Regions from separate parts of the Homo sapiens genome. Here region 2 is linked to region 1. A link is an interaction called in ENCODE POLR2A ChIA-PET data of the cell type or tissue named here. Cell type or tissue: B cell. All regions are shown on one strand. Each heading gives the region's core, and the rest is flanking DNA. Links, peaks and the distances in the headings are about the cores only.

The links. Peaks named below come from ENCODE experiments on the same cell type or tissue, not always from the same donor. Only the 100,000 strongest peaks of a DNase experiment are listed, where the experiment ranks them.
Region 2: POLR2A ChIA-PET joins it to region 1 with 10 read pairs; 2 of 35 experiments call an interaction of 5 or more read pairs at or near these places.

The regions. Positions count from the first base shown.
Region 1 is chr7:43,868,297-43,871,211 of GRCh38, forward strand. URGCP-MRPS24 (URGCP-MRPS24 readthrough) reads right to left here. Exons shown (of 7, transcript NM_001204871.2): 5 at 1,012-1,080; 6 at 667-778. The coding sequence ends at 690. MRPS24 (mitochondrial ribosomal protein S24) reads right to left here and starts at 1,221. Exons shown (of 4, transcript NM_032014.3): 1 at 1,161-1,221; 2 at 1,012-1,080; 3 at 667-778. The coding sequence starts at 1,199. LOC124901620 (a long non-coding RNA gene) reads left to right here and starts at 1,350. Exons shown (of 2, transcript XR_007060296.1): 1 at 1,350-2,538; 2 at 2,652-2,915. RefSeq lists silencers at 933-992, 1,293-1,352 and an enhancer at 1,583-1,702. In B cell, for the core only: no CTCF peak of the experiment used is centred there; DNase peaks (open chromatin) are centred at 595 and 1,265; H3K4me3 peaks cover 1,889 bases; H3K27ac peaks cover 1,195 bases.
Region 2 is chr7:44,881,461-44,884,375 of GRCh38, forward strand. PURB (purine rich element binding protein B) reads right to left here. Exons shown (of 1, transcript NM_033224.5): 1 at 1-2,915. MIR4657 (microRNA 4657) reads right to left here and starts at 340; the gene lies at 288-340. In B cell, for the core only: no CTCF peak of the experiment used is centred there; no DNase peak of the experiment used is centred there; H3K4me3 peaks cover 1,334 bases; H3K27ac peaks cover 42 bases.

The DNA of each region.
Region 1 (2,915 bases), core at 125-2,624:
AAAAAAAGATTCTAGACCATAAAAAGGACACCTTTTACAGTACGAGAGCTGAAACTAGGCAGAGCCTTGTCGACCTCAGCTCGGGACATGCACCTGGGGTGGCAGCTCCACCCACATCTCAGAGTGACCTTGAGAGTGCCCAGAGTGTTGATTTGGGGCTTACAAATAAATTTTAGTCAGTAGAAGAATCTGAAAATATGGAATTCATGAATAACGAGGGTTGTCTGTATATATTTACAGAGAAAAATTTGTGCTTTAGTGGAAAACTGCATTCCTTAGAGCACACTGTTCAGGGTTATCAGATTCTGCAACGGTTTCACTCCTTTCCTTGACTCTGAGCTATTTTACAGCTCTGTAAATTACAGATAACTGACAGGAATGCAAAATAATTCTTGTCTGTAGACATGCAAATAATTTCTGTTCAGTGGAGGATCAATTGAGTCCCTGCCTGCCATGGAAAAAGTCAGTTTTGCATCCATCTTCAAATTTGTTTCAACATCCTGATCTATATATATCTCTGCTTTTTTATGTCTCCCTTGAGTTGGTTTCATAGATTTCTGACCCTAGCATTATTTCCTGAGTTAAAGAAAACCTGTGACACGTGTTCATTTTGTTTACATGACAGTCGGATTGAGTGCTCCTTTTGGAGGCCTGGGGTCCGCTCACCTGTGTGCAGCGACAGCCAGCCTTTACGGTGGGCGATGTAGTGCGGCGCGTGTGCCTCCTCGTAGGTCACCGGCTTGTCCCCCTTGCTTACGCGTACTCGGGCCGCCCGGTTCTAGGAGCAAAAGGGGCCGTGACTCCACGAGATCCCCGATCCAGACCCCTACTTCGCGCCATGTCCCCCCAGTCAGCTGGCACTGTTCCCCGGCCCCAATCCCCTGATCCCTAAGCCCCGACCCTAGCCCCGCCTCGGACCCCAGCGACACGCCCCCTTCAGCCCGCACGGCTTCCCCGGCCCCCGGCCCCCCGGCCCCCAGGCCCCCAGGCCCCTGCCCCGGCGGTGCTCACCTTGGCGCAGACCGGGGAGGTGTGCAGGGCGCGCCAAGCGCAAGGCAGCTCTCGGCTCCAGGACAGCACCTGTGGAGGGAGGGCGCGTGAGGCGGAAACTAGGGACCCCACCTCCGACTCGCAGGGACCTGCCGAGTCGCCCCACTCACCCGTGGCCCCAGCAACCCGCTGCACACGGAGGCCGCCATCTTGGGCCAAGCGGAGCGCGGGACGTACCACAGCGCGCTGAGGGGTGGGGACGACCGCGGACGAGACCAAGTCGGAGCTCGTACTCTGTACTCTGGCGGGGGCGGGGCAGGGCCTCTGCGGGGCGGGGCCGCGGTATGCTGCTAGCTGTTACTCCCGCCTTCCCCGCAGCCCTGTGAATGCTCAGCCTTGTGAATGCTCATCCCGCCGCTGTTCGCTCTCCCGCGGTTGCTGCTTGCATAGGGTTTCAGATCCGGAAATTTGAGGATGCGAAACGTGAGATTTTCTCTTCGACAACCTCACGCTAGTACGGGTGATGGGTGTGCGGCCCACCGGAGCCCGCCCTGCCCAACCTGCACCCTCGGGGCTCGAAGAGGAGCCAAGCGTTTCCCCAGGTCCTAGTTATGCCTCCAAATAATATTCGTAGAAAAACAAAACAGAAAAACCCTCCAGACTTTTATCCACAAATAAAGAAGAAACATATTTTGGTTAAAACGTCACCCAATTCTTCAAGGATGACTTACGCAGTTATGCAAGAATGGGTTTGCCACATGTGACCACAGTGGTGACTGGCCCCTGAGGAAGGAAAATTTTAAGTACGGGGAAGGGGCCGGAGGGCAAGGAGATTCGTGAGAATATCGCAGGGCCTGTAATGCTGAAACCAGTGCGTCGCCACTATTATTGGTATCCAGTAATTATTAATGTCAAACGGAAAAATAGCAACGCGGGATATTTTATTTTAGAAGTCACCACGGTCATGGAAAAAACACGGGCTCTGGAGTCAGACCCATGTATAACAATCTTTGTACAGTTAAGACTCAGTTCTATTATCTATAAAATGGGCCTTAATAATAGTACTACCTTATAGAGCTATTAGGATCAAGAGAATATTTAATCAATGATGGGTTGTGTTTGGTTGAGTGATGTGAAATTGCCAATGTTTTGGCCGTTCTGGGTCTACATCATTCCCCTTAATGGTACAGTACTTGCATACTGCTGCGGTTTCCTGTCAGGGGGAGGACTGGATTATGATCCATGGGAAGGGGAAATGGAAGAACGGTGGAAATGAGTTGCCCATGACCACACTGAGAAGAGGGAAAGAGGGACCAAGACACAAGTCTCTTGACTTCAGTCCAGCCCATTTCCCATGACCAAGATTCCTCTGATTACATGAAGGTGGGTTCTCAAAAAACCCGTAATAAAAGGACAAGGTCTTCCATGTCCACTTCACCAGAAATGTTTTATTCTTACTTTTTAGGAACTGCGGCCCCCAACTGTTATGCATATTGAATAAAGGGACAGAACAGGGATGAGGTGCCCTCCAATGCATACTTTGCAAATGTAAGAACTTTCAACATTTCCTAAGAAATCCTTTTCAACTGACAATTATTTTTTAAAGTTTTCATAATGTTCAATAATTTTATAATTGTTAAGTTTCATTAATTTGCTCCAAGGTGGTGAGGAACATGGGATGTGGCATCTGAATTGCCTGAGTCCAAATCGTGGACCCAATGCTTCCTGGCTGTGTAATTTGGACAAGTGACTGAACCTTCTGAGCCTCGGTTTCTCTCATCTGTAAACTGGGGACAATAATGGTGGTTGTGAGAAGTACAGTATGATGTGCCTGGCAGAGGGAGAGAGCAGTTGTGGGTTTTGTTGTTGTTTTTAACGAGTCCCTGATAGCCACATATCCCGTTAGGGAGATGAGCCAGCTATTG
Region 2 (2,915 bases), core at 123-2,622, 1.0 Mb after region 1:
TCTTCCTGCAGTGGGAAGAGAGGCCATGAACCATCCCTTGCAGGAGAAACAAACCTTAGAGATTGGTTAAGACTTAAAAACCCACCACTATGACATTACCACTTAATCTTACATAGGCAGGTCAAAATTTTAATATAAATTACTTTTGCCAACACATAGCTTATGCATTCTTTGCTCCTTTTTTTGGAGGATTTTCAAATTGATATCTAAAGATTTACATATGATATATTACTGTTACATGGTCTAATGACTAAGAAAATTTCTCTGGTAACCAAAGCTGATGCCATATATGGTAGTGTTCTTGGCATATACTCTATATGCCTCAGACCACTTCCACATTCTTTCTATTCAGCTAATTATAGCTTAGTAGCCACTGGTGAAGGATTGTGAAGACCCTGTCATTTCTACAGAATAGAAAGGCAAGGCTAGTTACTGCAATTCAGCCAAACAAAAAGAAAAAAGAATAAACCAACCCCTTAAAAAGGAGAGGTACTGCACCTTTGCAAAATTGAACTGGCTCACTGCAGCTGAGCAACAGAACCACCACTGAAGCAAGAAAACAAGTTGGTCTATACAAGAATTGTACATGGTTTGAAAATGAAAAAGTTACAGCAATCAACTAATAGCTGCAACTTAAATTTTCATTGCTGCCTCAGAGTTGAAACTTAAATAGTTTCTGCAAACCTAATGCTAGCTTCTCAGCTCCTTTACTAAAACTATTTAGGAATTTGTTCTCCGCAGCAAAGAAATAGACACTCAAAACACGTAGGTAAATACAGCAGGACATTATTGAAAAACAGCTGCCTTGTAGTACAAAATACAGTACAAGTATACGGATGTCATTAAAACATCAAAAATACTATTGCTCCCATACAATTTAGGAAACATTCTTTGCAACGGAGAAAAATTTAAAAGAAAAGCTTTAAAAAAATCTGTTTAAAAATTCTACTGTGGATGATGAGAGTAGAGAAATAGTCTGAAAAGGGCACCAATGTTTGTGGCTCTTCCACTTTTTAATCTAAGATCAACAATATTCTGCATCATAATCTATTTTTTTAAAAAAGCCTAATTTTATGTACACAATTATTTCCCGCCCTCTCAGCCACAAATACATGAAAACCTTTTTGTATATTACTCATTTCCCAATAAATACAAAAAGATTGTATAGATTGAATAATACCAAAATAAGATAATAAAAAGGATATGCAATAAATTAAAAAGGCAGCTCAAATAAGGGGCAGGCATGCAGTTTAAAAAAAATACTAAGATTGTGGAGGCGGGGTTACTTGCCTCCTGGTTGAGAAGGTGTCACACAAAGAATACCTGAAAACTTTGGAAAGAACGTTAGCTCCCATTCAATTCAAAGTTACCTAGGTCTATGACATTTCTAGGAATACCTTTTGATGGGGTGGGATTAACTTGATTAGTAAAAATCATTTCTACTGAAAATCCATTTAAAATATAGAAGAGGCGATCCTTGAAAACCCCAACTTTTATTCTTGAAAGACAGCTGGATTAACTGGCAAAAGCCAGTTTGTTGAAATTTCAAGATGGTATAAAAATGCTTCCAGGATATAGTCAGCATATTCACGTTCACTTCAGTTCCATTCACAGATGGATTTCAGCTTCCACCGGGTGCACTGCTTGAATCACTCATCCATCATTTGCCAACTCTGATTGTGAGGTACTGATACAATGGATCAAGTTCTTAAAAATTTTAAAAGAATAAATGATGCTGGAATTCTGGACCTGAGGATCTTTAGTATTTGAACAAATCCACAGATTAAACTGAAGGTAAATTAAGACTTCAGTTTTGGTTATTTCCAACTTTTCTGTGAGGATGTATATCCATTAAAGCTCAGGCTTATAGCCACACTGTTACTTTTGTAGGTAATCTTCAAGTTTTATGGTTTAAAATCCAGCCAACCAGTGGCTGTAACAGCCGAATTAGCCATAATTCACTGGCTCACACAGTGGAGATCTGGCTCTCATTCATACCAAAGCATTTCTTGGTAATGACCTCCATATTTAGAGATCAGGGGAACAACTTTAGTGAGCAGCAACCAATCCACTCAAACAGTCTGCCTTGTGCTTTATGCCTGACTTTTTCTTGTGCCTACCTCAGCAACCCCCAATGTAAAACTGCTTTTATCTTTGAAAATTTTTTGTCAACTTTGAAACTATTTTAGTAACGGATTCTACTCCAAGCATTGCTATCTGAATCCACTGGCATCCTGGAAAACAATTCTGCGAAGAAAAGACATTTGCCTTGGTCCAGGTTCCATGCAAAACCATTTTTTTAAAAAAATGGATCCAATTTGGTTCTGTATTCTTAGATGGCTTCTTGAAATCTTATCTTTAACCTGTTCATGATTATCCCAAGTTGCATTTCTTTTCGTGAACCTGAACCCTCAGAACTGGGTAATTGTAAAGGCCTCTCTTCTCAAGGATTCCATGAAGACCTAGATCCAAAATGCTGATTTCAATGGAGGTGAAGGGATAGACACCGCAACAGTGAGGCCTAGAGAGATCTTTTATGCCAGATTACCCAGGTGCAACCTAAATGCAACTGTTATCAATGGTCTGGGTAACTTGGACATGTTTCTTGCCCTGGATGTGCAAGGATCTATTCCCTCCAGGGATTATCCTGATGGGTTTACGAACCTCAGTTGAGAAACAACAGAAGCTGAGACAATTTTACGCAGGTGAGGAGATGCTGTTTTCCTCTTTGCAGGTTGCTGTCAGTTCCTTGGAACTTGACTGCTTTTCTCAAGTTGTCCGTCACTGTTCTCTTACGATTATTTCTCTTAACTGTGTTACGTTTTGTTTTTTCCCTCTGCGGCCTCCCTTGCTCCCTCTCCACTAGCTCACTGGGGATGAGCAGGAAAGGGAATTCTCTAGCCAAGGGGATGGTG